Linked DNA regions of Mus musculus: region 2 is linked to region 1. A link is a loop called in an ENCODE intact Hi-C map of the cell type or tissue named here. Cell type or tissue: left cerebral cortex. All regions are shown on one strand. Links, peaks and the distances in the headings refer to the core of each region. The heading gives the core; the rest is flanking DNA.

Evidence for each region. A loop is a pair of places that touch in the nucleus more often than their neighbours do. Peaks named below come from ENCODE experiments on the same cell type or tissue, not always from the same donor. Only the 100,000 strongest peaks of a DNase experiment are listed, where the experiment ranks them.
Region 2: it touches region 1 in a loop (4-fold over the local background); 2 of 42 quality-filtered maps call a loop at or near these places.

What each region holds. Positions count from the first base shown.
Region 1 is chr2:43,499,110-43,515,470 of GRCm38, forward strand. No RefSeq gene overlaps it. Among named protein-coding and RNA genes, the nearest start is that of Kynu, 48 kb to the right of the region's middle. In left cerebral cortex, for the core only: no CTCF peak of the experiment used is centred there; a DNase peak (open chromatin) is centred at 7,279.
Region 2 is chr2:43,315,941-43,332,301 of GRCm38, forward strand. No RefSeq gene overlaps it. Among named protein-coding and RNA genes, the nearest start is that of Gm30225, 200 kb to the left of the region's middle. In left cerebral cortex, for the core only: no CTCF peak of the experiment used is centred there; DNase peaks (open chromatin) are centred at 6,783 and 8,105; H3K27ac peaks cover 852 bases.

The DNA of each region.
Region 1 (16,361 bases), core at 3,229-11,228:
AGGACCTCTCAATTGGAGAACGTAGGATATTGAAATCACTTACTCTTATTGGGTTGATATGGACTTGTGTCTTCAATTTTAGTGGTATACTTTTTTACAAAGTAGGGTGCACCAAATTTTGGTGCCCATAAGTTTAGGATACTAATGTCTCCTTGGTTAACTGTAGTTTTCATTGCAATGAAGTCTCATTCTTTGTGTCTTCATATTTTTAAATTGAACTCTATTTTTTCTGATATTAGGATAATGATAAAAAATATGGGATATAAATATAGAATAATGTCTGTCTCCTGGCCCATTTTATTTGAATACTATAACCATTCATTCACATTATAGTGTACCTATCTTTAAAGTTAAGGTGTGTATCTAATAGAAAATACATAATTGTATAGAAATTTCCTATAATTTGAAGATTGGTCATTTTATAGTGTTTCACATTTCCTGTCTTTTTTCCCCTGTGGACTTTTAATATTTTTTTTGCTCATTTTGTTTAGATGCTCTACTTTATCTTGAGTCCTGATAGACAAAATATCTGACACATCTTCTGGTGGCAGCCACTTAGAGCAAATAAGAAGGAAGCGTTTGCTTTTTACTTACTTACCTCTCTCTCTCTCTCTCTCTCTCTCTCTCTCTCTCTCTCTCTCTCTCTCTCTCTCTCTCTTTCTCTCATTCTATCACTGGTGTAAGAAGCTACTTCTTTGGGATTCCAATGTACATTAAAGACCAACTGACACATTTGGTCTTGTGGATTGGCCAACTATTGGATTATTAACTGTTTCATTAAAAGGCATCCATTTTGAACAAACCTGGCCATACTCTTAAGCTAATTTGATATATATATATATATATATATATATATATATATATATATATATATATATATATATATATCAGTGTTAGAAGTGAGATATCTTCTTTTTTCCATTTTTTATTAGGTATTTAGCTCATTTACATTTCCAACGCTATACCAAAAGTCCCTCATACCCACCCACCCCCACTCCCCTACCCACCCACTCCCCCTTTTTGGCCCTGGCGTTCCCCTGTACTGGGGCATATAAAGTTTGCATGTCCAATGGGCCTCTCTTTCCAGTGATGGCCGACTAGGCCATCTTTTGATACATATGCAGCTAGAGTCAAGAGCTCTGGGGTACTGGTTAGTTCATATTGTTGTTCCACCTATAGGGTTGCAGATCCCTTTAGCTCCTTGGGTACTTTCTCTAGCTCCTCCATTGGGAGCCCTGTGATCCATCCATTAGCTGACTGTGAGCATCCACTTCTGTGTTTGCTAGGCCCCGGCATAGTCTCACAAGAGACAACTACATCTGGGTCCTTTCAATAAAATCTTGCTAGTGTATGCAATGGTGTCAGCATTTGGATTCTGATTATGGGGTGGATCCCTGGATATGGCAGTCTCTACATGGTCCATCCTTTCATCTCAGCTCCAAACTTTATCTTTGTAACTCCTTCCATGGGTGTTTTGTTCCCGAATTCTAAGGAGGGGCATAGTGTCCACACTTCAGTCTTCATTTTTCTTGAGTTTCATGTGTTTACCAAATTGTATCTTATATCTTGGGTATCCTAGGTTTGGGGCTAATATCCACTTATCAGTGAGTACATATTGTGTGAGTTCCTTTGTGAATGTGTTACCTCACTCAGGATGATGCCCTCCAGGTCCATCCATTTGCCTAGGAATTTCATAAATTCATTCTTTTTAATAGCTGAGTAGTACTCCATTGTGTAGATGTACCACATTTTCTGTATCCATTCCTCTGTTGAGGGGCATCTGGGTTCTTTCCAGCTTCTGGCTATTATAAATAAGGCTGCTATGAACATAGTGGAGCATGTGTCCTTCTTACCAGTTGGGGCATCTTCTGGATATATGCCCAGGAGAGGTATTGCTGTATCCTCCGGTAGTACTATGTCCAATTTTCTGAGGAACCGCCAGACTGATTTCCAGAGTGGTTGTACAAGCCTGCACTCCCACCAACAATGGAGGAGTGTTCCTCTTTCTCCACATCCTCGCCAGCATCTGCTGTCACCTGCATTTTTGATCTTAGCCATTCTGACTGGTGTGAGGTGGAATCTCAAGGTTGTTTTGATTTGCATTTCCCTGATGATTAAGGATGTTGAACAATGGTGCTTCTCTGCCATTCGGTATTCCTCAGGTGAGAATTCTTTGTTCAGTTCTGAGCCCCATTTTTTAATGGGGTTATTTGATTTTCTAAAGTCCACCTTCTTGAGTTCTTTATATATGTTGGATATTAGTCCCCTATCTGATTTAGGATAGGTAAAGATCCTTTCCCAATCTGTTGGTGGTCTTTTTGTCTTATTGACGGTGTCTTTTGCCTTGCAGAAACTTTGGAGTTTCATGAGGTCCCATTTGTCAATTCTCGATCTTACAGTACAAGCCATTGCTGTTCTGTTCAGGAATTTTTCCCCTGTGCGCATATCTTCAAGGCTTTTCCCCACTTTCTCCTCTATAAGTTTCAGTGTCTCTGGTTTTATGTGAAGTTCCTTGATCCACTTAGATTTGACCTTAGTACAAGGAGATAGGTATGGATCGATTCGCATTCTTCTACACGATAACAACCAGTTGTGCCAGCACCAATTGTTGAAAATGCTATCTTTCTTGCACTGGATGGTTTTAGCTCCCTTGTCGAAGATCAAGTGACCATAGGTGTGTGGGTTCATTTCTGGGTCTTCAATTCTATTCCATTGGTCTACTTGTCTGTTTCTATACCAGTACCATGCAGTTTTTATCACAATTGCTCTGTAGTAAAGCTTTAGGTCTGGCATGGTGATTCCACCAGAAGTTCTTTTATCCTTGAGAAGACTTTTTGCTATCCTAGGTTTTTTGTTATTCCAGACGAATTTGCAAATTGCTCCTTCCAATTCGTTGAAGAATTGAGTTGGAATTTTGATGGGGATTGCATTGAATCTGTAGATTGCTTTTGGCAAGATAGCCATTTTTACAATGTTGATCCTGCCAATCCATGAGCATGGGAGATCTTTCCATCTTCTGAGATCTTCTTGAATTTCTTTCTTCAGAGATTTGAAGATTTATCATACAGATCTTTCACTTCCTTAGTTAGAGTCACGCCAAGATATTTTATATTATTTGTGACTATTGAGAAGGGTGTTGTTTCCCTAATTTCTTTCTCAGCCTGTTTATTCTTTGTATAGAGAAAGGCCATTGACTTGTTTGAGTTTATTTTATATCCAGCTACTTCACCGAAGCTGTTTATCAGGTTTAGGAGTTCTCTGGTAGAATTTTTAGGGTCACTTATATATACTATCATATCATCTGCAAAAAGTGATATTTTGACTTCCTCTTTTCCAATTTGTATCCCCTTGATCTCCTTTTGTTGTCAAATTGCTCTGGCTAATACTTCAAGTACTATGTTGAAAAGGTAGGGAGAAAGTGGGCAGCCTTGTCTAGTCTCTGATTATAGTGGGATTACTTCCAGCTTCTCTCCATTTACTTTGATGTTGGCTACTGGTTTGCTGTAGATTGCTTTTATCATGTTTAGGTATGGGCCTTGAATTCCTGATCTTTCCAAAACTTTTATCATGAATGGGTGTTGGATCTTGTCAAATGCTTTTTCTGCGTCTAATGAGATGATCATGTGGTTTTTGTCTTTCAGTTTGTTTATATAATGGATTACATTGATGGATTTTTGTATATTAAACCCTCCCTGCATCCCTGGAATAAAACCTACTTGGTCAGGATGGATGATTGCTTTAATGTGTTCTTGGATTCGGATAGCGAGAATTTTATTGAGGATTTTTGCATCGATATTCATAAGAGAAATTGGTGAAGTTCTCTATCTTTGTTGGGTCTTTCTGTGGTCTAGGTATCAGAGTAATGGTGGCTTCATAAAATGAGTTGGGTAGAGTACCTTCTACTTCTATTTTGTGAAATAGTTTGTGCAGAACTGGAATTAGATCTTCTTTGAAGGTCTGATAGAACTCTGCACTAAACCAGTCTGGTCCTGGGCTTTTTTTTTTTTTTGGCTGGGAGACTATTAATAACTGCTTCTATTTCTTTAGGTGATATGGGACTGTTTAGATGGTCAACTTGATCCTGATTCAACTTTGGTACCTGGTATCTGTCCAGAAATTTGTCCATTTCGTCCAGGTTTTCCAGTTTTGTTGAGTATAGCCTTTTGTAGAAGGATCTGATGGTGTTTTGGATTTCTTCAGGATCTGTTGTTATGTCTCCCTTTTCATTTCTGATTTTGTTAATTAGGATTTTGTCCCTGTGCCCTTTAGTGAGTCTAGCTAAGGGTTTATCTATCTTGTTGATTTTCTCAAAGAACTAACTCCTCCTTTGGTTAATTCTTTGAATAGTTCTTGTTTCCACTTGGTTGATTTCACCCCTGAGTTTGATTATTTCCTGCCGTCTACTCCTCTTGGGTGAATTTGCTTCCTTTCTTTCTAGGGCTTTTAGATGTGTTGTCAAGCTGCTAGTATGTGCTCTCTCCCATTTCTTCTTGGAGGCACTCATAGCTATGAGTTTCCCTCTTAGAAATGCTTTCATTGTGTCCCATAGGTTTGGGTACGTTGTGGCTTCATTTTCATTAAACTCTAAAAAGTCTTTAATTTCTTTCTTTATTCCTTCCTTGACCAAGGTATCATTGAGAAGAGTGTTATTCAGTTTCCACGTGAATGTTGGCTTTCCATTATTTATGTTGTTATTGAAGATCAGTCTTAGGCCATGGTGGTCTGATAAGATACATGGGACAATTTCAATATTTTTGTATCTGTTGAGGCCTGTTTTGTGACCAATTATATGGTCAATTTTGGAGAAGGTCCCGTGAGGTGCTGAGAAGAAGGTATATCCTTTTGTTTTAGGATAAAATGTTCTGTAGATATCTGTCAGGTCCATTTGTTTCATAACTTCTGTTAGTTTCACTGTGTCCCTGTTTAGTTTCTGTTTCCACGATCTGTCCATTGAAGAAAGTGGTGTGTTGAAGTCTCCCACTATTATTGTGTGAGGTGCAATGTGTGCTTTGAGCTTTACTAAAGTGTCTTTAATGAATGTGGCTGCCCTTGCATTTGGTGCGTAGATATTCAGAATTGAGAGTTCCTCTTGGAGGATTTTACCTTTGATGAGTATGAAATGTCCCTCCTTGTCTTTTTTGATAACTTTGGGTTGGAAGTCGATTTTATCCGATATTAAAATGGCTACTCCAGCTTGTTTCTTCAGTCCATTTGCTTGGAAAATTGTTTTCCAGCCTTTCACTCTGAGGTAGTGTCTGTCTTTTTCCCTGAGATGGGTTTCCTGTAAGCAGCAGAATGTTGGGTCCTGTTTGTGTAGCCAGTCTGTTAGTCTATGTCTTTTTATTGGGGAATTGAGTCCATTGATATTAAGAGATATTAAGGAAAAGTAATTGTTGCTTCCTTTTATTTTTGTTGTTAGAGTTGGCATTCTGTTCTTGTGGCTGTCTTCTTTTTGGTTTGTTGAGTGATTACTTTCTTGCTTGTTCTAGGGCGTGATTTCAGTCCTTGTATTGCTTCTTTTCTTTTATTATCCTTTGAAGGGCTGGATTCATGGAAAGATATTGTGTGAATTTGGTTTTGTCGTGGAATACTTTGGTTTCTCCATCTATGGTAATTGAGAGTTTGGCCGGGTATAGTAGCCTGGGCTGGCATTTGTGTTCTCTTAGTGTCTGTATAACATCTGTCCAGGCTCTTCTGGCTTTCTAGTCTCTGGTGAAAAGTCTGGTGTAATTCTGATAGGCCTTCCTTTATATGTTACTTGACCTTTCTCCCTTACTGCTTTTAACATTCTATCTTTATTTAGTGCATTTGTTGTTCTGATTATTATGTGTCGGGAGGAATTTCTTTTCTGGTCCAGTCTATTTGGAGTTCTGTAGGCTTCTTGTATGATCATGGGCATCTCTTTCTTTATGTTTGGGAAGTTTTCTTCTATTATTTTGTTGAAGATATTAGCTGGCCCTTTAAGTTGAAAATCTTCATTCTCATCAATTCCTATTATCCGTAGGTTTGGTCTTCTCATTGTGTCCTGGATTACCTGGATGTTTTGAGTTAAGATCCTTTTGCATTTTGTATTTTCTTTGACTGTTGTGTCGATGTTCTCTATGGAATCTTCTGCACCTGAGATTCTCTCTTCCATTTCTTGTATTCTGCTGCTGATGCTTGCATCTATGGTTCCAGATCTCTTTCCTAGGGTTTCTATTTCCAGCGTTGCCTCGCTTTAGGTTTTCTTTATTGTGTCTACTTCCCTTTTTAGTTCTAGTATGGTTTTGTTCATTTCCATTACCTGTTTGGATGTGTTTTCCTGTTTTTCTTAAATGATTTCTACCTGTTTGGCTGTGTTTTCCTGCTTTTCTTTAAGGGCCTGTAACTCTTTAGCCGTGCTCTCCTGTAATTCTTTAAGTGACTTATGAAAGTCCTTCTTGATGTCCTCTATCATCATCATGAGAAATGTTTTTAAATCTGTGTCTAGATTTTCGGTTGTGTTGGGGTGCCCAGGACTAGGTGGGGTGGGAGTGCTGCGTTCTGATGATGGTGAGTGGTCTTGATTTCTGTTAGTATGATTCTTACGTTTGCCTTTCGCCATCTGGTAATCTCTGAAGCTTGCTGTTTTAGTTGTCACTGTTAAGAGCTTGTTCTTCAGGTGACTCTGTTAGCCTCTATAAGCAGACCTGGAGGGTAGCACTCTCCTTAGTTTCAGTGGGCAGAGTATTCTCTGCAGGCAAGCTCTCTTCTTGCAGGGAAGGTACCCAGATATCTGGCGTTCAAACCAGACTCCTGGCAGAAGTTGTGTTCCACTCACTAGAGGTCTTAGGATCCCGTGTGGAATCATGTGTGGGCCCTTGCAGGTGTCAGGCGACTCAGCTGGCAAGGTAGCCCGGGGCTCGAGTGGAGCGGAAGGGGCTTGTGCCCCAGATCAGGCCCGGGTAGCCTGCTTCCCTATGTACGGCAGTCTCAGGTTCCACACGATTGGATTGGGGCAGGCGCTGTGTTCCACTCACCAGAGGTCTTAGATCCCGTGGGGAGTCCTGTGTGGGCCCTTGCGGGTGTTGGGCAAGACTCCGCTGGCAAGGTAGCCCGGGGCTCAAGTGGAGCGGAAGGGGTTTGTGCCGTGAGATATCTTCTTATGAGGTATTTTTCACAGGATCTAAAAGTCCCCCAAAATAATCCAGGCTTTTGTTCTTTTTCTTGACTGTACACCAGATCTAGAAAAAGACTATTTCTGAAGACACCACATGCCTTCAGTGCATGATATAGACAGTCAAGCTGGAACTGAACCAGAAGCTTGCTCATTGCTGGCTAGCTTTCATAGTCCCAGAAGGTAGTATAAATACTGCTGACAGAGAAAAGACATCAAGAATCATACCTAGCAGCTGGGCAGTAGTGGCTCATCCCTTTAATTCCAGCACTTGGGAGGCAGAGGCAGGTGGATTTCTGAGTTTGAGGCCAGCCTGGTCTACAGAGTAAGTTCCAGGACAGCCAGGGCTATACAGAGAAATGCTGCCTCAAAAAAAAAAAAAATAATAATAATAATAATACCAAGCTCTGAACCCTATGAACAAAACCAACTCTGCCAGGTAAGATGTGCTCACTTGGCTGTAGGTATGGGTTAAGAGAACATACTGTTACAGATCTGGGTTCAATTCCCAGCACCTACCTGGTGAATTACAACTACCTGTGACTCCAATTCTAGGGACATAACACTCTTTTCTGGTATCCAAGGACACCAAACAGAGTGTACAGTGTGCAGATACACATTAAATAGATAAATCTAAGAATACATATTCATGTGCACAAATCTGTCACATCGAAACATCTAACATGACTGCAGGAGCAGATCTGACAGAAGTGATGGAGAATGAAGAAAAGACAAATATAGACAGAAAGGTATGATTAGTGGACTGGGATGTTAGTGGAAAAACTCAATGTAGAAGCTCCGCATATTTATTACATATAGAGTTGAACAGAGAGGTGAGGGTTTTTCATAGAGCTGTACAAGACACAAGTTATTGTTCACAAATATTAAATGGGGGAAGGTTCAGGATACACAACTGGATCAGGGAACAGATTCAACTAATTAGCAGTCTGTGTTGGTGAGCAGTTTTCAGACTTCAAAATTTCTTGAAGAGAAAACTGTGGTGGACATCTACTGCACACACTATTGAAATTCACAGATGGGTCAGTAGGACAGGCTTTGCCATTTCCATTTGAGTCCTACTGTCAGGGTAAAGGCTTTTCCTTCATTGCATGCATCTAAGGGTCTGAGATGGTTGGCATAGCTAGCTCATGTCAACATACATACTCACTCAAGTCCTGCTTCACTGTGGGCTTCCCCTGCTTCCTCCATGGTACTATTATAGAGGTATCCAACTACTCTCTGACAGGGTTTGAGACCCACTACAAAGGAGGGAATTTGTGATTGATACTGGAAACCTGGTAAAAGCCCATGGCCACGAAGATCACTGACTCTACAGGGAAATTAAATATCACTTCATATTTTTATTAAGTTGACATAGCATTAAGTGGTCCTCTAATATTTGTTCATACCATTTGTCAAACATTACTCTCAGCTTTAATCAGAGAAGCCACCTTTCAGATGAATAATGGTGAATGAAGAGATCTATGGTTATACAAAGTGCTAAGAATTGTTGATTGATATGTGCTTCATAAATAAGACATTTAAACCAATCCCTTTAAGGCTTGGGAACATTGCTATAAAGGAAATGGGGAGAAGGTAAAAGCCAGAAGATAAGGAAGGAGGCTATGAAACACCACCTTTGGGGCAAGACATAGCCATTTCAGTCAGGAACTCATAGCTAGAGATGATTTCACTGAGACTGCACAAGAATAAGATCTCTAAAAGCCAAGCATGTATTGAAAGTGATCCTGCAACTCTACTCTCACCACTAGTGTGTGTACTACTGATAGATTTGAGGGAAAGGGGAAGTATTGCCTTTTGTTGGGTATCCACAGATGACCCCACTACCCTCAATAGAAAATTCCAATCTTGTGGTCACACAGATGTCTCTGGTTAGACCAAAAGAACAACAAAACAAAATCAAATGTCATGAATCTGGTAAATGAACTGGTCAAGAGACTACTGATAGAGATAGGAGAGACATAAAAGAGAGTACAGGGAAGAGCAATCAAAATATGTGAAACACACACACAAACTCTCAAATAATGTAATTGTTACAGAATTTAAGCAAAAACATAAGAATTACAATGTATTTTTCATCCTAAACCTGTGCTGATTCTGTGTCCATTAATCTAGATTCAAATTCCAGTTGTGCTACTAAGCTATAAAATTTTGGATAAATTACTTTAATTATCTTAATACTAATTCTCTTCTCTATAGAATCTAATACCCAATGTTTTGCTCATAGATGTGCCATATGGATTACAATTTAAAGAGATATATGTCAAGTCTGCAACACAATGCATGGGCCATTAGAGGCATCTACCCTTGGTTTGTCATTTACCTTCACTTCTTTGTTACCTAGTAATTTAAACCAAGCCCAAAACAGATGTTATTAACACACATCTTGAGGTTACAGAAAGGATAAGATGAAAGCAAGAAAATTGTTAGAAATATCACAGTAGAAGCAGACTCCACTACACCCACTTCCTATGTGATGATTCAGGTAAAACTGATACAACTATTTCTCTAACCAGCATTTTCTATTCTGTTCAATTCATTACTGCAGGAGTACTGCAGGAGCCTTTCACAGCAAAATCATTTTCATCTAAGAACAAATATTTGTAAAATGTCAACTACTTTCATACCTTAAAACCATCATTTCCACTACAAAGTAACGTACTAGGGATAAAAAAAAATGTTATTGGAATGGAGAAAACACAGAGATTAATAGAAGTTTTACAGATAATGCACATTGGACTACAAGAAAAAATATGTTTGTCATCTACAAATAGAGCTTGATATGTGGAAAAAATTGTAATGCAGTTATGTATCAAGCTTTTGAGTCCTTTGGTTTTCAATATCTTTAAAGACTATGAATATTAATTATTTGCAGAAAAATTCTTCAAAACCTCAATTTTAAAAAGTCAAGTAAAATATAGACAAATGATTTCCCAATATGTAGACTATGTTAATACTTAACAATATTCTTATTTAATATGTGGTAATATTATTATCAGTAAATATTATTAACAATAGTATTTGCAGTCCTTGTGGAAATGCAAAAAAAATTCAGTAAGAAATAATTTTACTAGAACGACTAAAGTCACCTCCTCTAAGACTCAGATAACGTTACATAAGAGAGAACAGGAAATGTGTAAGGTCCAGAAGGCACTGTGTAAAGGTAAAAAATTCTACTTTCTAGACTTGATAAAATTATGATAATCATGAATAAATAAAACTGTGGCCACCAGAACTGGACCTATACAACATTGATCCTAACAGCAATTAGACAAGGAAGGGGACTTGGCTCATAGTGATGTGGCCCTTAACTTTGAACTATTAGCCAATGATAGATTCTGGGAATGTGGAACGATTGCCCCCATTTGCATATTCTCTCCTGAGAGCACAAGACTCCAAAAGAGAGCTTCATACCCATGCTAACACAGGATAATGTCAGTGAGTCACAAAACAGACATAGACATGAAAGATATATGTGGAGGGGAATTGTAGTATATGGGGTAGCAGGGAGGTAGGAGGTGGGAGAATTTGATATGCATTGTTTATGCATCCAATTGTATAAAAATTAATTAATAAGAAAAAACTAAACTAAAAAATCAAACAAGAAAGATTGGTAGTGCCTTGGGTTGGTAAATATATAGATGTGCTAAGAACATATGTATGGTTAGTATGATCCTTTAGAAAACTGGTGACATGCTATGAATATAAAATTACCTACTTTGGCATGAAGCAAATTCACTGATAGGCAGTGATAGCCAACTACACAGATGCAAAATGAAGCTTGTAACTGTCTCCCAAATTCTATAACACTGTTCGTTATACTTTCTATTATACTGAAAACTTGAAGCAGATCAACATGTGAATGAATGAAAAACAGAGAGGGATTTTTGATGGAAAATTAGCCAATAAGACAAATACACTATCAACAATGTGCACAACTGGCTGGATGAATCATAGAAAAAGTAGGCTGTGTAAAAGAAGCCAGCTATTCAAATCTCATGCATATAAAGTTACGGGAAAAGGAAAACAAGTAAATGGAAGTAAAATCAATGGGTTCTGGGCATGCAGAGAGAGTACACAGACACATGAGGAAGCATTATGAGTAAGAGATATGCTCCTGGCTATTCTGAACACCCAGAACTCTTAGAATATTTTGTGCAATATTTTATGCTTTAAAAATGGTTAATTTTAAATCAACATGAATGTGCTTTTGAATAATATAAATATTCCAACTAGTGTATTTTGGAAAGTCAATAGACTTCCAGTAGGAGGTTGAGTCTCATGTAGTCTCATGTAGCCTTAACAGGGTAAAGATAGCAACCCCATGGATTCTTCAGATAACTTGCTTCTGAAGTTATACACATGTTCAGGCTCCAGTCCATCCATCTTTGAATTAAAATTGTACCATTGTCACTTATGTGGATCTTTTAGATTTGGGATTTGCCATTGTATGCAATTATGGGAGCAAATACCTTATAACATCTAGATATGTGCTTATGTATCTGTAAATATCTATCTATACATCTACCTACCTTCCTATCCGTCCACACCCAGAAACAGAAAAAGCAGAGATAATATGCATGCATTCCATTGACTGTGCTTCTCTGTAAAATGTGATTAATATATAATTTAAATTATTAATTTAATATATTAATTTAGTAATTTAATTAAATATTAATTTAATAAGAATAATGGCCTATGAAATGAATTTCCAAGAATTTTTTTTTAAGTCTTGAAAGGCAATCCTTTCAAATCAATAGGTTCCATTCCAAGTAAATTTTCAGAGTAAAATCTTCAAAGATTGCCAAAGATCTTGATTTTTCTTGATGAAACTTGAATGTTTTTACTATAAGGAAAATGGACTTGAGAACCTCATACGGCTGATTCCAACCTCAATCCCTTCGGCATGGGCTTCAGAACTGCCCTCCACTGCGCACATCTTCTAGGAAGCCATTTACGTTTGTCTGCACATTTGACTGTCACAGCATTGACTGCACTCCAGTTATGGGGTGCTATTTAGATCCTAATCAATTTGAAGTCTCAGCTGGAAGCTCTAGGAACGCCACAATGCCTCTCCAACTTGGCAGGATATGATACCAACATCTACCTTCCCAACATTGAGTTCTTAAGACCTGTACATGTGTGTCTTTTTCTTACACTTTCTAGTGCATTCTTGACACTGGAGTGCAAAGTGTTAGCTCACCTGGGGAAAGGGACAACAGGCAGTTTTAATCCGAGTTCAGTCACCTCAGGGTTGACAGAAATTTACAGCCAGATGCTATTTGTACTCTCTGCAGTTCCTTCTTTGAGGTTTTCCTCCTTAAGCCGCATCCATTTTCCAAGTATTAAAATCAAAATTGCCTATTTTGTTTTTGTGGAAACTGAAAACTAGAAAATACCATCAAAGGAAAAAACTGAAACTTATAAATAGTGCCATGGTTTCTCTTCCACAAAAGAGAACCTAGAAGACTCCTTCTGCCTCGGTTGCTGCCACGCCTCTTCTACCAGTTATTTGAATAATCTATAATTTAACAATCTTTTTCACAGGTGTCATGCAGAGCAACCATTAAAAACAAATCATATCAAATCATCCAACAATAAGCACCTTTAACAGCTTCCACAGACTGATCAAATTTCAGACACCCCAGTGACCTGGAAGAGTGTTAAAGCTCCCTGTGACCTACATTCCCATGGCTCACCAACACCCACTGCCCCATTATTTTCACCAAAACCTAGTTACATGCCCCTCCTTTGAGATGTTCAAGCATAAGCCCTTTTCTTCTTTCTGACACTAGGTTCACTGCCCATTCCCTTTCCGTTCTTTTGTTGGCCCAGTCACCCATCCTTCCTGACCATATTATGTAATTTGACACTATTTTGTTATGTATTATTTGTTTTGCTTTGCTTCCAATATGAATCAAGATGTAATAAGTTGCAAAGTCATACACAAAGATTTGACACAAATAAATGACAATGCATAAGCTGTGGCTATGCAGAGAAGGAGGGAGGGCAGTGTTAACAGCTGCAAAATCAATGCAGCCACAGAAAACAGAATATTAGAAGTGGAGAAATGACAAAAACATGGACCTTGTTTTCCTTTTTTCTTTTCTTTTCTTTTTGTTGTTTTGTTTTGTTTTGTTTTGTTTTGTTTTGTTTTGTTTTGTTTTGTTTCTGAGACAGAGTTTCTCTGTGTAACCCTAGATATCCTGGAACTCACTCTGTAGACCAGGCTGGCCTCAAACTCAGAAATCTGCCTGCCTCTGCCTCCCGAGTGCTGGGATTTAAAGGCATGAGCCACCACTGCCCAGCGACCTTGTTTTTCAATGTTTCTGATAATTAAATAAATGCATTGTCATGAAATGGCCCACAGGATTTTGACCTTGATTTTACACTCACCAACATATTTCAATTGAGTTACCAGTGCAATAAACATGCACTGTCAATATCCTGATTCATAGCTACATTTGACACTCACATGGCTAAAGCATTTACAGTAGCTTTGACTACTAAGTCTTAGGTACTCTTGACTATTTAAGAGAGATTCTAGGCCTTTTAATCATCTTTAGCTCAGTAGATAATCAGATATCAGAATGTTAGATTTAAAGAATGCATACGTTCATAAGGCTTAATATTTTGATTTTCTAAGTATTGTAAAACGTAAACTTAAAACTTCTGACTAACGAGTGTCGTAGGAGAATGGCATGTTCTGTTCTCACCTGTGCAGACTACAGTGATTGTCTTTCGCTGTTTCGTTGCTATCTTACTGGCCTTAATTGCAAGGAAATTGAACATCCTTTCTCCATATACAAAATGTGTTTCAAGATTTAGAGATATTTGTGTATCTCAACCTCTTTTCTAATTATAGATACATTATGTTACTAGAATTTCTCCTCTGGAGATAGTCTTTCTTTAAATACTTCTCTACCTGTGATAACAAAGAGACAATTAAAAAGCCTGAAGTAATTATATTTTACTAATACTTAGAGCAAATTCGTTTTGGGCCTTGTGATTACTTTTATGGCTTTTTTTTTAATGTATATTATATCCATCACTAACTTTTACTTGAGACTTACTTAGCAACAATATGAAAACATTTAATTATACTATATAACATCACAATTTACATACAGACCTTAATATGCTTAAAGGCACATATGCTTTTTAAAACTACTAAATGTTTTACTTTCTATTCATAAAATGGCACAGTGTTAAATTATTATTTGAAACGATGTTTAGAAAGAGATCACCTATGAAGCAAAGGTCAGTTTTCAGGAGGCAGGAATAAACATGAGGAGAAATGCTGTCTGTAGGAGGATGAGTGAGGATTTCAAAGCTTTGTTCTGCCCTGTTATAATTCATCCTGCATTCCACTGAGAACACAGAAATCTGTCACTAAATATTCATTGATCAGTTCAAACCCATATTTGAAATCATTGAAAATGAGAGCTATTTGCCCAAGATGTACACATAAAATGACACAGATAAAGACTTCCCCTTTATATTTTTTATGATACATGGGCGTTCAATCAGTTTAAATCAACAATTGATTCTCCTTGTTGTTTCCTTTGTAGATTTCTGACATGCAGACCGTAAACTGTGATGTCTCTTTTTTTTTTTTCTGAAAGTGTCTGTGATCAAAGGGGAAATGTACTCTGAAGCATTAAAAGAATTCAAAGAACCCTAAGAATTCCAGCGAGAGAGATGTTTGTAGTGGACATACGCTTCTTGCTTACCCTTTTCATTAGAGCTTAATGCACTTTTGCCCTCAGTACTCAGGACAAATAGGCAGAAAATGCCAGTGCCGCAAAAAAGCTCTTTCGTAACACTCCGTAATCCCAAGGCAACTCAGTCGAACTGTTCCCATGGAATTTCAATTAAAAAAAAAAAAGAATACCATGGGGATTGTTTTAGATAAAGTTCTGTTTGAAAACATATTCAATGAGAAAAGCTTAAACATGAAATTGTAAACTTTTTCACCTGTAGGGACAATTTTCTTTTTAAATAAATTACTTTTAGGACTTATAACAGAGTGTCATCTTAGAGTAGTTACTTAGATGGAGCATACACCCATATACTCACACATACATTCATGCATACTTCACATGCTTGCATACACTCACACTCATTAACACACTAACATACTCACATACTTAAACACACTTACAAACTCACATACACACATAATCACACATGTAGAAGGTATACATTCATAAATAAGTTATATTTTAGTACAAAAGTCTTGGGTTGTTGACAGGAGTCTCAATATATGTATTCATTTCATTATTTGCCATTTTTTGAATAGCTCCAGTATTTAAATCCCCTATTTAGTAATTTTTTTTAAGTAAGAGTCAGAGAATCAGAGAGTTGCAGTGAGATTGTTTCTGCTAGTATTGTCAGAAGCAACACCCAAAAAGTCTCACCAACATGACCACACAAACAAAGTCCACACCAATGGAAAACTCTACAGTATGGATGGGAAAAGCCCATGAGGCCCTACAATGTACTAGAGAAAGCCAGGGGCAGGAGAGATGGCCTTCTCCAGGAAAAACCTCACCAATTACTTGTCTAGTGCCAAATGATCAGCCCTAAAAACATACATGTAAGCAATATTATAAAGAATGAACAGGTTATATTTAGAACTATATGTATATGCCCATATGCATGCAATAATAACAATTAGTGAAAAAGGAGGCTATTAATTAGAGAGTCAGGAGGAATATATGGGAGGGATTAGAGGGAGATAACAGAAGGAAGAAATGTAATCATATAATAATTTCAAATTATAATATATTATACAAATTAAAAATTATATAAATTTAAAAATCCTTTCAATTTGTTATTATAATTTTATAAAAATGTAGCAACAACTAACAAAGAAAAGAAAGAAACAAATTAAATATCCTTATGATCATCATCTGCTTCAGTATATACTTCTTTGATATCCTCACAGAAATTTGTTAAGTGGGTTCTTCGACGGGTTTTTAATTGTAGCATACCAGACCAAGGCACGTGAGAGAACACAACAAAGCAATGGGCACAGTAATAAAAATGTATATTGTGGCTCAAATCTAAACAGTTTGGGATGCTTTGTTCAGTTGATCCAAATGAGTCCATAGAATCCATGGTCTTATGCCCCCTAGGTTTGATGTTGTTTTGGAGAATTAAGTAGAAACAAACCCTCCATGATAGAATTCCCAGTGTGAGC
Region 2 (16,361 bases), core at 2,684-10,683, 180 kb before region 1:
TAAATGAAATAAATACCCAATAATAAAAAATATAATAAAATAATCTTATGAGAAAACTTTATTGTTAATACAAGATGACAAACTTATAGTTAACTTCAGTCAAATTCACAAAGATCTATGTAAATTCCAGCCTATGCTATAACTGGCTGGTAATTATATACACTAAGAACTAAGTAAAATTCTTAGTGGGGCCAAAGAAGTGATCTATTATGGCATAGTCTAGTTTATCTCTTTCATGCGCTCAATATCCAATATTGTTGTAGTGGGATCTTGGCCTCAGTGGTAGGTGTGCTATATCAGTTCATTATATTAATCAATAATAATCTGCAGATGCTGATTTGGCATGCACATAAAATTCAGAGTCACAAGCTTGTGATAGCTCCAATTACACATTACAATCAGTTTTGCTCTGAGACAAATTCCTTAACTGTCTCCTGCATACCTCTGCAGTTCTCAGAGGTGTTCCTCCCAGCTGTGTCTCTGTGGTGGAGCATCAGGCCCTTCCTGCTCCTTCATACCTACAGAAGACAGAAAACTTCTCCCTGTGTGATTACAACGAGGACACCTTTCGAAAATACTGGTGTTATAACATCAGTACAACTCTATCAACTTATGCTATTCTGAGTTATCCATTTTGTTTTGATCCCAACGCAGCATGAATAGGTTAAGGCTCTTTGGTTTGCAAGCAACAAGAACTCATCCAGCCTGGTTTAAGTAAAAACAAGAAATCCCCCAAACCTCCAGGGTAGATAGGGAGGTCAGCCTTTTAGGTGAAGGAACTAAAAGCTAGCCAGGCATTAAAAGGAAGCTCTTCTGTCACCCCTACAGGTATCTCCATTCATCTCCCCCTTCTTGCTCTGCCTTCTCTTTCTCCTTCGTACTTTCTAGCAGAGAATCTTTCAAATGTAACACATGCTGAGTATTTTAAAACCCAGTCTTTGCCTGAAGTCTTTCTCCATTCTACTTTTCATTGGAGGAAATACATACAATTTCCTTTTTTGTTTGCAAGCTTCAGTTCAAAAAAGAAGCTGAATTAAGTGGTATTTCTGAATCTCTTTCAAAATCCCTGCACTATCCAGGTGTCTAAAGTAATTCCAAACAGCAAAGTCCGGGAAAATGAAAACACCCAGAACAATCAGTTTTTAGGACTCCCACCGAGAGCTTTGCACACACTCTGAAAGTTCTTATTACGGTATCTAAAATAAGACAGAAAAAAAAAAGTGCGATTTGGGGGATACAACCAAAAATAAATAAATATATCTGAGACATGACGAAAATACATGAAAAAAACTAGTTTCTGGGAATTGCTAAACTATGTACATATTACGCTAACTCAGTTTTCAGACTTTGAATGTGTTCATGGAGAGGTTTATGCCTTCTCCAGGGTCAGGTGTTGGGGACAACATAGCTACGGAATTTATTGAAATACAGGGCTACTGTACCAGACTGATAATCCTACAGTTTCTTTAGACAACATGTATGCAAAGGTAGTTCAGGAACAGGAAGGAGTTATCTCTCCTAAAGACATATATACTCAGCACAGGGCATGTAGCAAGACATTTATGTCATATATAAATGCCCAAGCATTAATCAGGCAAAGACAAGTGCTACCAATGTGCTATGAATAGTCAAAAGCATTAAATTCCTTGTGGAACACTAGATCTTATCCTAGTCTTTAGAAGAAATAGACATATTAATTCAGGCAGGGAATGCCCAGAAGGCCTTGATTCTACACAAAGAACTACAGGCAACTAAGGAATACTAAAAGAGAGAGATACAGTCTTCCCCAGAGAAGATCACATCAGTTGGTTTTCCAATTCCAATCAATGTGCAGCCCTGAAAACATACAGAATAGTAATATTATACAGACCGAGCAGATGGTACTTACGTGTTTAGGACTATATATGTATATGCATATAAAAATATACAGCAAGTAATGAATAAAATCATGAATTTGAAAGAGTGAAGAGGAGTATATGGGAGGATTTGGAGGGTGAAAAGGGAAAGTAGAAGTGATGTAATTATAATGTCAAAAATAAGGGAATTTAAATAAAGAATTTTATGGAGCATGCAGAAAGGGAGGATGGTTGAGGCAAAAGAGGATCAGAATCATAATGGTTCAAACTAAGGATCACTTGGAAACTGAATAAGACAAACTAATCACTGAAAGGATTAGCATCGGCTCAGGACCTCCAAGACCAACTGCTCAGCACAAGGGACATTTATTTGTCTCAGAAGGACTGGGGGCAGATAACAAGAGACAAAGGCAAGAGATAGAGGAAGAGGGAGAAGGGGAAGGGAAAAAGGAGAGAGGGAAGGGATGTTTGACACAGGGAAGGACAAGGGATAGATAGATAGGAGACAGGCGTGTCTGTCATATAGGAAAATGGAAGTTAATAAAGATAAAAAAGGAAACCCCCTTGTTAAGGTTAGGTGTTTAGTTTTAATTTGGCTTGTTAATTTGGTGAACCAAAGGGGAATTTTGATTGCTGAACTTCAATATTTTGATAGTTGGATCTTAGTGGTCAGTCTCAGGAGGAGGAAGTGGCCAAATAAGGGAATAGTCCTGGTGACTAGGTTTTGGAATGCAATCTATCAGTTCTTAGCAAGGCAGAGGAAATAGGGGGAATTGCAAGGCTGCCCAGTGTCACATGCTCTGGTGGGCTAGTGACCCTTCAAGTGACAACCAGAACGGAGGTCAGTACAGCAAGCCTATTGTCAGAGATAATATACTGATTACAGAAGACTGCTTTTTAAGCAGTGAGAAAGAATGAGTTTTTCATATCAAACTAATTCGATAACTGCTTTTGACTTCCATGTGCTATAGCCGGATACATAAAGTGTTCCAAACATTATTGCAATTATTAACAACAGAAGTCTGAAAGTGAATAAATATTTTCATAATGAAAAATGGATACATAACAACATTGGTTCTGTTTTTATATGCCTTTCTCCTAGAATCCTGACATGATGACCAGGGAGCAAAGAAGAAACAGACAGTAAAAACTAATATGGACCGCCTGGAGACATGTCTCAGTAATTAAGAGCACTAACTGTTCTTGTACAGTTCCTGAGTTCAATTCCCAACAACCACACTGTGGCTCAAAACCATCCATAATGTGATCTGATGCTCTCTACTGGCATGCAGGGATACATGCAGATAGAGCACTCATACATTAAATAAATAAATAAATAAATCTTTTCAAAAAAAGGAAAAAAGAAATCTTGAGACACCCAGATTCAAAAAGGCTTGTATCATGTGGGCCTAGTGCTCTCTGATTGTGCCACACCAATTACCACAACAATCTGGGCTCTCAGGGCATCTATACAGCACTGTAGGAGGGGCTCTCCAGTGTCTGTGAGAGGTCTGTGTCGGTCAGCAGTGTTGGGGAGGAGAAGCTGCGGTTGTGGTTTGCATGCACAGTGCTCGATCATTTGCACTCAGACCTCCAAGGAAGGCTTTGTCTTCTCTAACCTCACCTGGGGAAGGTGTGCCACTCACGTGGGTCCTTTATGTGGCTCTGCCCATGTCAACAACACTCATTCACTTGGACCTTCACTCACAGATGAACTAATCTTAAAAAAGTAGATAAAGTATCTAATGCATTCCTATGTAAGCACACACACACACACACACACACACACACACACACAAAACAACTAACTAACCAACCAACCAACCAACCAACCAAAAACACCCAAACAGCAACAAACAAAAGAAAAACTTAATTTTTCCAGAGGGAAGAAAAGACATGCTATATGTTCAATGAGCTCTCCGGGAAAGAAAAGAAGAGCAACAGAAGGCAGTGCAGGCTGATATCTGCACAAGCTGTGAAGCAGCCCGCTCTCTAAGATGAGTGTGTCAGCCTCAGCTGTACCTGTTGAGACTAATGGTGGCTGATTATTTTGAAAAACAAATAATGGTTATCCCTACAAAAGTGTTTATTCAAATAAAGCTACTTGTTTGTTTAGTTTTTTGTTTTGTTTTGTTTTGGGTGGATTTTTTTTTGGGGGGGGTTGTTTGGTTTGTTTTGAGGTTTTTTTGTTTGTTTGTTTGCTTGTTTGGTTGGTTGGTTTTTTGAGACAGGGTTTCTCTGTTTAGCCCTGGCTGTCCTGGAACTCACTCTATAGACCAGGCTGGCCTCTAACTCAGGAATCCGCCTGCCTCTGCCATCCCAAGTGCTGGGATTAAAGGCGTGCACCACCACTGCCCGGCTAGCTACCTTGTTTTTATGGCCAGGTCATTCCTGATAAGCAATGGGATTAATGGAGCAAGAGAATGGGTTTCACGTGTTTTACCTGTACCTGATGTAGCAATTATGAAACAGTTACCCCTACGTCACTGACAAATGCAGGGTGGTCAACTGAGTGAGGAGCTGAGCTTGGATGTGAGGGAATCCACTTCCAAACTCTGCACTCTGTAACCATAGGCAATATTTAATTGCCTTTTCTACTATGTGGAAAAAAAATCACCCAAGTAGGAAGATTATTACATAAAAAAACTAACTTGATCAACACAGCACAGAGAGATACCAAATGACTCAAAGAGAGCAAGAGAGTTTCACCTGCAGCATTTTGAACAGCCAAGTACCATGACTGGGGGACAGTGAGCCGGCACTGGTACACATCTATGATCCACAGAAGAAAGGGAGGGAATCCTTTCATTATTCATTGCATTGGCCTTGCAGCTTGGAGAATACTCTAGTTAATCCTGTCTGCTGCTTTAAAGGAAAACTTTTGGGACCTAGACATTTAATATTTTATATTTGTGAAAAATGTTACATGGAAATAGAATAAAATGTAATGTATTTAGTCCTATATGTGAGTGCTGAAGCTATGTGTTAAAAGTATACAGAATGTAGATTAACAGAAAGAAAAAAAAAAAAACAACTCCTTCATGGTTATGGAAATTGAGCAATCTTTTATCTCCAAGAAGGCATGCGTTGACTGTCTTTGAAGTAGTAAGATCCATAGTCATCTTCAAGCAAAAGCAAAATGAGTGTTTTTACCAATATTATTGAACTTCTTATGTTTTGGGGGATTTTAAAGCTAAAGCCCCTAGGATTCTGTCCTATGAGGAGTATGCTGATATAAAGAATGGTCCCTAGCTTTAAGAAAGATGCTGTATAAGTTAACTTTAAAGATGAGAAGATCTGTATAACAAGCTGTCAAGCGGCAGCACACTTAGGATACACTGTGCACTGAATCAAATACCCTGTCACTTGAATAGCTCTGTCTATAGGTAGAAAGGACAACATTAAATGATCATTGGTTCTAGACTTGGAGCACTGTGTTAACAAGTGTGAGAGATATGTATTATGAAGATTTTACACTTACTAAAAGCATAAATTGTATTTCAACTGAATTATAAAAGATACTTTCAAAAATTGAATTGAAGCAATCAAAAGCTTTTATACTTAGGAAAAATTTATAAATATTCATATTGTTACTAAGTGTTACTAAACACAAGTGGTACATTGTATACTTTGTGGGGGCTCTCAGAGACTGATCCATCAACCAAAGAGTATGCAAGGGCTGGATCTAGGTCCCCCTACACATTTGTCGCAGATGTACAGCTTGGTCTTCCAGTGTGTCCCCAAACAATTGGAATGGAAGCCATCTCTGTATCTGTTGCCTGCCTTTGGATCCCCTTTCTATAGAGGGATGGTTAGTGTGACCTTATCAGGTAGAGGATACACTTAGTCTTACTGTGACTGATGTCCCAGGGCCAGCTGGTACCTAAGGGGATTTCACCTTCACTGAGGAGAAAGGGAGGGGATGGATAGTGGGGGAGGAATTTGTAAAGGTGGGACTGGGAAAAGAGGAGAGAGGCAGTGACCAGGATGTAATGTGAACAAATAAATTAATGGGGAATAAAAAGGAAACAAATAAGGAGAACTCTTCAACTGCAGGCTCTCAATATATACCTCTTGTTCATGCACTTTCTTCTCCCATTTTATCTGTAGCCTGAGATTAAACATTTTCTCAACAGCCTGACTAGATGCACTTTTCCAGCTGAAATCATTTCTGCCTTACACAGAGAAAACGTACATAAAGCTGTTTCTTACTGATGGAGCTTAATTATCTTCCAAAAGATTTTAATGGAATGCATTTAAATATGTTCAGATTTGTTACAATATAGAAAGGAAGAAAAGAACCTGCTAACCTAGACCAACTTATAAAGAATATTGTCAAATATCTCAAAAAGTAAATGAAGTTAAGGAAAAGTGAACTACAAGAATGGTCACTAATGGGTTTGGCTCTCTTGTCTCAGTTCTCCACTCAGAATCTCTTTCTCTCCAGACAGTTGGACTTGTCATTGTTTCCCTGTAACTGAAGACCAATTATTTTTCTGATTTCATTCTAGCTCTACAATGATGTCAATATCCTATCACTCTGCAAAAATGAACATAGGTTATTTTATTACAGCTGCAGAAGGAAGCCTCAGGTACCCACTGGTTTACTTCATCCATTTTCACAAAGTATGCTCGAAGAAGCACATTGAATTAATCTACATTTGAATCACAGAAATGGTTACAGTGGAAAAATATGTTTAAAGTTGCCGAAATCAAAATCAGATGTCATGTTTGATGTTCTTATTCCTGTACCACTAGGTAAAACTTGAGAAAAGTGGAAAAACCAGCACAGAGTCATCTTCGTCTGTCACGTGATCGTTACTTGTCTCAGGTGCTGACTACCTGCTATGTGTGGGAATACATAGAAAATTCAACCCTTATGGTTTCTTCTTTGTGTACAATATTCCCAGACTCTTGGCAAGCTTAACAAATGGTATGACTATTTCCTCATTGCAGGAAGGAGAAAATAGGCTCCCAGCATCTACAACATGGCTGTAACCACACAAAGAGTAGGAAAGGGAATGGATTTTATTTTAGATCTGTTAGTTAAAGTTCTAGGATTGAACCACCCTCAAGGATTTTTGTTTGTTTTCCTTTGTGTTACCAAATGTTCTGGTTCATCCACATTCAACTATCGGAGCTTTTCTTACCACTATATAAGGTAGATCTGAAAAACATACTTCTTTCTCTGTTTCTTGTCACCCTAGTCCTGAGAGCACGTGGTTTTATATGTAGGTCTGAAAAATACTACCTGGTTTTTTTTTTTTTTTCACTAATTTCAAAATTGTCCTTAGGGAAATGTAGTGGCAAATTTCCTATTACAGAATAACACCCACAAGTACAAATGTTGAGGTCAACAATGCTTTAGAGTCAGAAAAGAAGCTGCATGCCAACAGTCAGTGTCTATAATATCTGTCAAGGGATAAAGCAGACACATTTTAAGGATAAAGATGGGAAATAATTTAGATTTAGTTTCAAGAGCAGGACAAAGACAACCGAAAGTATGCACATTAGAACTGGTTTAATTTACACCATTGATATACAGTAATAAAATCTTGAAAAGGGTCTGTAGACATAAACACTTGATTCTCAGTCATAAGCAAAAGAAAAACCATATATTAAAAGAGTGCTTTTAGTGATTTGTTCTGACTCCAACAAATGGCAAGCACTCAACTCTGTAGAAATATTTTTATGAACACTGTAACATTTTATTTTTCAATCAACTATGAAAGTTTTTATACTGGAAATAATTCACTATTTCTGTAATGTAACAAACAAATTGTTTTGTATATGGACTCCTATATATCAATACATACAAGAAATATACCTAATGAGATTACAGAATGAATTGAGTTTTAAAAATTATTATTCAGAGGAAAAAATATTAGCCATGAGTTTAAAATCATATGCATAAACACAGAAGCTAATTTTGCTTTTTAAAATATGTACATTTCTACACCATACTGAGCAACTATAAATCAGCCCAAGTAAACACGGTTTTCTTTCAATCAGCACATAAATTATAAAATAATCAGTGTCATCTTTATTTTCTATATTTGGTAACACCAAGATGCTCCAGTCTCTTGAGTATATTATGTTAGCACCAAATCTTTTTGGAAAGAAATCTATTGACAGCCTCCTCATTCCTCAGCCTACCATCTGTTTCATTTTGGTCCTGAGTCATAAAGAAGAAGCTTACAAAAAAAAATCAACACCCAGATCAAGCTAACCCAATGCCTGATTCCAACTGACTTCTGAAAATACTCAGCCTTTTGGGATCTTTCCCATGATGTAGGAAGAAAATATAATATGATCCAGGGAGCTATGTAAAGGAAGCCCAGTCACCATTGGGAGCAGTTACAGATGGCCCTGGATTCCAGTGAGGGAAAGCTAAGCATCCGCACAACTGAAACACACTGCAAAGTGTATTACTGCTAAGCGCAATTAGAGAGAGAGAAAAAAAAAAAACATGTCCGGGGACATATATGTTCTCCCAAATCATCCCAATCATTTGACAGCAGATGTATAATGCAAACCAAATTTCCCCTAATAAATATATCAATCATTAAAAGATGCTGGCATATTTAACTGTGAGTTAGCTACACCCAATGCACTAGCCTTCATGACTACCTAACTGTTCCCCACACCCAACTTTTTCTAACATCTTCACTCACTAAAGATGTCATTTATTTGCATATGTTCAATGGTTATGAGCACAGGACATACAACATGAACAGTTGTTTCTCATATGGATGGATAGTTATCTTTGGTTCATTCAGTAAGCAACATGTTAATTGAGAACTTCCATGCACTCTTCCTCTAAGAAGATTAAGATATTACTTTGCAAGGTTTGGCGACTTCTGCCCGATTTAAGGAATATAACTTCCAAGAGTATATGGTTTTCTTCAAACTAACGAAAAATTCTTCAACAATATTATTTGTTGTATTCAGTGCAATCTAGTGTCTTTAGCCACTCAGACTTGATACCTGTGCTGATGTTCAAAAGCACGCACTACACTTGTGAGTTATTAGACTGGAAATGCTTTGTTTATAGCCACAGCCTGTGCAGCTTAAGCTTTCTCTACATTGGAAGCTCTTGGAGAACAGAAACCAGCTTGATGCATTTTCTCTTTTTATCTTTGAACCAACCTAACACTATATATCTGTCCTTCAACCACCCCAAGTCTGTATTAAATCAGTATTCTTAGTGTCATTTTCTGTGTGGACCGCAATGTACTGCACAAAGCATGTGTGGATTTATTAGAAATATTTTCTAAGTGCCTCATTTTGTACATAAGATGATAATAATTGTTGTACAAAGAATTTGTGATTCTCTCTACTCCCAACTGGTTAGAGAACTTCGCAGTCATCCAAAGTCACTTGAGAATCACTGTACCTTTCTTTCTGACATTCAATGTAGGCATCATTGATTTTTTTTCATAATTTCTTAAGCCAGAACACTGTAGTACTTAAGTGACAGAATGCAAGTGGAACTGTCAATATGAACTTGTAATAGTTTTTAAAAAGTTTTATGAAGAATGTGAGTTTGTATATTTATGTATTGCTTAAATTATGTACTTATTTAAATGAACATGACTCTTTCTCTCTTTTTCTTTTTTCTTTTGAGAGAGATTCTCTTTAAATTGCTCTGGCTAGGGTAGGGTGGGAGTAGGTGGGTGGGGGAACACCCTCACAGAAGCAAGGAGAGAGGAATGGACTAGGAGGTTTCTGGGGGGGGGGGCGGTGAGGAAAGGGGATAACATTTGAAATGTAAATAAAGAAAATATCCAATAAAAAAATAGCTCTGGCTATCTGCAACTCGTTATGTAGAACTGTCTAGGCTTGAACTCACAGAGATTTGCCTGACTCTGCCTCCCAAGTGTTATGATTAAAGGCATATGTTACCATACCAGACTTCTTTTTAATTTTATTAAAATATATGTATGTCTGGTATTTCCATTAAAATACAATTATCTGATATTAATATAATAAATACATTTATGGAAACATAATACCTATTTTTATATATTATTCTAATAAGTTAGATGAAAATACAATGGTCCAATCAATAATGACCAGAGCCTGAGAAGCAGGTGGGTTATACTGTTCAGGAAAGATTAAGGTAAGATCTCATCCCCAGAAAGGAATAACACTTACTAATTCACTGCATCATTGTCAAAGGTATCTGAAAGCCAGATAAAAATTCTTCTATAAGTAAAAAGTGCAAAAGACATGTACACCTAAAAAGATGGGAAGTAGAAAAAAGAGAGATGGTTTCCTTGTTTCACTAAATATTTAATTATTAACTAACTCTTTCTTGTCTTTTTAATTTATTTTTTTAATTTTTTTGTTTTTTATATCCCAAGTCCTGCCCCCTTTCCCTGCCCCCATCACAGAGTCCCTCCTCCCATCCCTCTCCCCACCCCTTTTTTTTCCTGAGAGGGTGGAGCCCTGTCTGGGTAACTCCCTACCCTGACACACCAAGTCTCTGTAAGGTTAGGTACATCTTCTCCCACTGAGGCCAGACAAGGCAGGTCTGTTGGAGAATGGATTCCATAGACAGGCAACAACTTTAGGGAAAGAACTAGAAAAGAACTATAATGAATCAAATCTACACTGACTCAAGTTTCCAATTATTAGAAATAGAATAAATCAAGATCTTAGCATGGTCAATTAAATTTAAAGCACAGACAGAAACTAGCCTGATGCTACAGACTTAGCTACATGAATAACCTCGCCAGAAACAAAATACGTATTACACAGATCCATTCATATACCCAAGGATTCAGATTCTGTTGAAGTTTACAGTCAGGCTCTAAGAGCCAGAGGTCTGCAAGGACGCAGAGCCTCACCAGGCCCTGCAACAAATGCGATTTTATTTGCTGTTTTATGAAACTTGAAAAACTAGATGTGTTCAAAAGAACTTAACAGGATTCTAAGATGTTACTGGATTCTCAGAACTTTTGTGTAGACGAATACAAAAGAAGCATATCTTTACTTTAGACCACTTAATGGGAGATATGGGAGGGTAAATTTAAAATGAGAGTTGTGCAAAATTGTTTCACAATGGTGCTGTTAATCTGGCCAACTGCTCATGGCTGGAGAAGTAACAGAACATAGGGTTCTGCAAAACTATTCTGTACAGACTGATACTCTAAAGCAGCTTGCCAATTTCCTAGCATCTAGGAGAGAATCTACCACTGCTGTTCTCCGTACCAGCCTGATTCTGTAGACCTGAACACCTTCCCATAGCTGGAGAGTTCAGAGAACCTAGGGGAGAATCTACCACTGGCTTTTTTCATACCAGCCTGATGCTACACACTTAGCTAACTGCACTAAGTTACAGGGATCATAGATTCCAGAGAAGACTCTACCAAGTCATTTTCTTAAACTAATATAAAGTCTAACTTCATTCTAAATGTCCATCCTTATACCCACAAGTAAAGGTATCTATGACCTTTGATTACACAACTTTCTTTCTTTTTTCATTATTTTGTTTATTTACATTCCAAAAGTTGGCCCCCTCCTGGTCCCCTATCTTAGAGTTCTTCTCCCTATTCACCTTCTCCTTCCCCTCTGGGACAGTGCCTCTCCTCCTTCCCTGGTTGTCCTACTTTCTTGAAGCATCAAGTCTCTACTAGATAAGGGGCATCCTCTCCCACTGAGGCCAGACAAGGTAGTCCTCTGCTACATATGTGCTGAGAGTGTTAGACCAGCCCTTGTATACTTTTTGGTTGATGGCTTAATCTCTGGGTGCTCCCAGGGATCCAGGTTAGTTGACACAGTTACAGTTTCTATGGGGTTACCATCCCTGTCAACTCCTTTAATCCTTCCCCTGTCTCTTCCATAGGGGTCACCAATCTCAGTCCAATGCTTGGCTGTGAGTATCTGCATCTGTCTCAGTCAGCTGCTGATAGAGCCTCTCAGAAGACAGCCATGCTCCTGTCTGTAAGCACAACATAGTACCAATAATAGTGTCAGGGTTTGGTGCCTGCCCATGGGATGGACCCAAAGTTGGGCAAGTCCCTGGTTAGCCATTGATCAGTCTCTATTTTTGTCCCTGCATTTCTTTTAGACAGGAGTAATTTGGGGTTATCATTTTTCAAAGATTGTTTAATGTCCTATAATTCCATGGGGACCCTGTCTAGGTCACCCACATTGAGACCTGGACACAGGTTTTGTTGGGTTTTTTTGTTTGTTTGTTTGTTTGTTTGTTTTGTTTTGTCTTTCTTTTTTTTTTCCTTTTTTAATTAAACTTTTTAATTTTTATTAGATATTTTCTTCATTTACATTTCAAATGCTATCCCAAAAGTCCTCTAAACCCTCCCCTTGCCCTGCTCCCCTACCCACTCACTCCCACTTCTTGGCCCTGGTATTCCCCTTTACTGGAGCATATAAAGTTTGCAAGACCAAAGGACCTCTCTTCCCAATGATGGCCGACTAGGCTATCTTCTGCTACATATGCAGCTAGAGACACAAGCTCTGGGGGCACTGGTTAGTTCATATTGTTGTTCCACCTATCGGGTTGCAGACCCCTTCAGCTCCTTCAGAAAGAGACCTTTACAGAGATCTGCAACCAGTCAAAATTCAGAAAACAAGTAACTATGGAGAATCTAACCCAGACTTATCTATCTACACTCTAGCCCCTACACTTGCAGTTCAGAGGAAAATCTCAAAAGAGAGGATGGAAAGATGTTAAGAACCAGAGAACAGGACATTTTCTGGGAGATAATGTCCCTAGACAGGAAATTGTACTTATGAAATTTTAAAAACATAGTTACTGAAACAAGAAATACGATACAGTTGACATGTAAATATACATGGGGAAAATTTCACAAACCCCAACTGATTAGGAGTTACCTGCAATCAATGGATGCTAAGGGTAGAATTATTGGTCTTCTCCAGGGATGAGACCCCTGGGTTATCCAAACCCAATTAGTCATCCCAAAATATACATGCATGTGTGAGCAGTAGCATGAAATCAACTCAGCAGTTTACATATACATATGTAAATACAGATATGAATCAATATTATTTATATTATATCTATATATTATATTATTTATATTAATTTATAGTTAACATAAAGACATCACTAATTCAACAGGAAGTGTGAGAATGTAGAAGTTGGAGGGGGGAGAGGTAACGTAGAAATAGTATAATTATAATTTCATGTATGAAATTATCAATAAAAATTTCAAAACAAGAGTGTCTTTAGTTTATGAATGCTTTTCATTTTTAGAAATATAAGAAAAGATCATGAGTGTTCTAGCATGTTCAAAAATGAAAAATCAAATAAAGATAAGATTTATTCTTGGGTAGAATCATGACAACTGCCATTTTTGATGAGTTTAAATCATGAAAAGATGTGGCTCACTAGCTTGAAAAAGAATGATACAGAGGAAGAGAGGAAGAGAAAGGTAGAAAGAGGTAGGGAAGAACATGCTGTTTCATGGGTTTCAAAAATATCATTACAAATCCTTCTTTTCCTGTGTGTTCTAGCAAGTTTCTTGTCAGCATGACACACTATAAAAATCATCTGAGAGGAGAGAATTTCAATTGAGAAAATGTATAAGGTTGGGTTGGAGATAAGTCTGTAGTGTAGGGAAATTTCTTAATTATTGATTGATGGGGAGGGCCTAGACTCTTACACGCGTTCGCGACAGGCCAGGAAAGACGCAACAAACCGGAATCTTCTGCGGCAAAAGCTTTATTGCTTACATCTTCAGGAGCCAGAGAGCAAGAGAGCAAGAGCAAGAGAGCAAGAGCAAGAGAGAGAATGGCGAAACCCCGTCCCTTTTTAAGGAGAATTATCCTCCGCCTAGGTCGTGTCGCTCCTTGATTGGCTGCAGCCCATCGGCCGAGTTGTCGTCACGGGGAAGGCAGAGCACATGGAGTGGAGAACTACCCTTGGCACATGCGCAGATTATTTGTTTACCACTTAGAACACAGGATGTCAGCGCCATCTTGTAACAACGAATGTGAGGGCGGCTCCCTACATAGACCTTTATGGGTGGTGCTATTCCTGGGCTGATAGTCCTGGGATCTATAAGAAAGCAGGCTGAGCAAGCTACAGGGAGCGAGAATGTCAGCAGCACCCTGCCCTGTTTGAGTTACTGTCCTGACTTCCCTGATGGACTATGATGTGGAAGAGTAAGCCAAATAAACCCTTTCCTCCCCAGCTAGTTTTTGTTCATGGTACTTTATCACAGCAATAGAAACCCTGATTAGAACACTGCATAATTTTATTTTTAAAATTTCTTTCAGTTCAGAAGAAAAGAAAAATAAAACAGTAAGGAAGAGAAATTAAAAAACACTTTGAAAAATATCATTAATAATTACATCTCTCCCCGTATTCTTGAATTCTTTAAACCCCCAGTTTTATTCAACAACTCTAAAGCACATTTTTCTATCCACGTAAAAATCCATTAATGAATGGTGTAGAGACTCAGAAGTCAGAGCTGAGTAAGATAACTGGGCCCATGAGTGGCTTAGTCAAACCAGAGCTCGCTCAGTAACGCACATCACCTTATGCACAGTAAGAATAGGAATGTGTAACTCACAATTCTATATTCCAGTGTATACTTCACAGGTACTATTGATTTAGATAGTGTGTGCATACACACACACACACACACACACACACACACACACACACACACACAAATGCTTATTGTATTTCTCAACTCAACATATCTGAAGTGCATAAGAAAACTGGGTAAACCCAAACCTTCATATTTAGACTCTGTGAGAGATTATATGTGAGAATAGCAAAAAAATAAAATAAAATAAAGGGGACTCCTGAAATCTGAGGAAATGTCTGAACTTTTTATAAGCTTATACACATTTTATAAGTCAAATACTTTTCTTGCCAGTTGCCACTAGTTTTTTTTTCTTTCTCTCTCTCTCGCTTTCATTACAACTACAAAAAAAAAAAAAAAAAAAAGAAAGAAAGAAAAGCAAAACCATGGCAGCTTCATCTGGATGCAAAAAAGATGCATCTGGGTCATTAAATAATTTATGCTGCTTGCAAAGTCTCACACTCTTCTGAACTCTGTGGGAAGAGGTGCAATTCTCTGCCAAGGCATCTTACATTAGTCTTGACTCTCTCGAGTCAGTGTTCTAAGTGGCCTCAGCCTATCTCTCCATCTATAAAACAAAAGCAAACAAATCCTATTTCCCTTGCTTAGAGATGCTTTCACAAGTAACAGGAGAATTCAGTGTAGCCTGAGAAGGTTACAACTTCATAGCAGTACCGGCTGGAGCAATGAATTACCACCTAGTCAACAACTTAAATGTCTGAATCTACTCCTAAGATAATATTCTGAGAAGAAATTGGAAAGATGACTGTTAGTAAAGTACCTGCTGTGGAAGCTGAAGGCCCTGAGTCCAGACCTCCATCCAGCTTCTACAAAAACCTAAGCATTGGGGGCATAGTCTGCTACCCCTACTTTAGTGATATTAAAGATCCCTAGAGATCATTGCCTAGGCAGCCCAACCAAACAAGTGAGCACCATGTTTAGTGGGAAATTGTGTTCTGAAATCTAAGGCACAAAGCAATAAAGGAAAGTATCTGACACCAAGCTCTGCCCTCCATATGCATGTGCGTGTATGTACATATGTGAGCTGTACATGTGAGCACTCACCCACGTGAACATCTGTGTACCTCACCACAGGCACACAAACACAAATGCACAATCCACAACACACATTATTCTGAACATTTACTGTGATAAGAATTGTCTCTTGCCAGTCTAGGAAAAAAAAAAAAAAAAAAGGATAACTAGAACAGTGAGAAAAAAAATATTTTCATTCAGTCAATAAATATCTTTGTATGGATATGTGATAAATGTGATATGTGATAAACGTATGCACTTTGGGTGGTTGTGTACCTGTGAATGCCTGTGGATAGAAACTCGTGTGTACATACATGTGGAGACCACAGATAAAGCTCGATGTTATACTCAGTTACTGTGTACCTTATTTTTTGAGACAGGTCTCTCACAGAAGCCGAAGCTTACCTATTAACCAGTCTAACTAGCCAAGCACGTCCATTCATCCTCCTGTGTGCCTCCTGCAAAACAAGGTTTACAAATACATGCCCAGGATTTCTGTCATGGATCCTGATGAATTGAACAGGTATCCACAATCCTGTGGGACAACACTCTATTTACACACCTCCAGCCTTACTCACCAAATAATTTTAGCACCAGACAACATACTGCCTTGAATGAACTGAGCGCAGCTACCTCACCCTGATGAAAATTAAATGTAATGATGAGGCAAAAATGCATATAATAAAAAGTGGTATCACTTTAGTTTTAGAAAACGCCCTCCTAAGAAACAAAAAATAAACTGATTCTTAGGAAGTTGATTGTGTGGATCAGTAGTCTGCATTAGGACAAGGCTGTATTCTCCCTTGGACACCCTGTGGTTTGGAGATATGATGTATAGTTTAATTACGATTCACAGTTCAGTATGTTTTAGCACTTTGTCTTGCTTCCT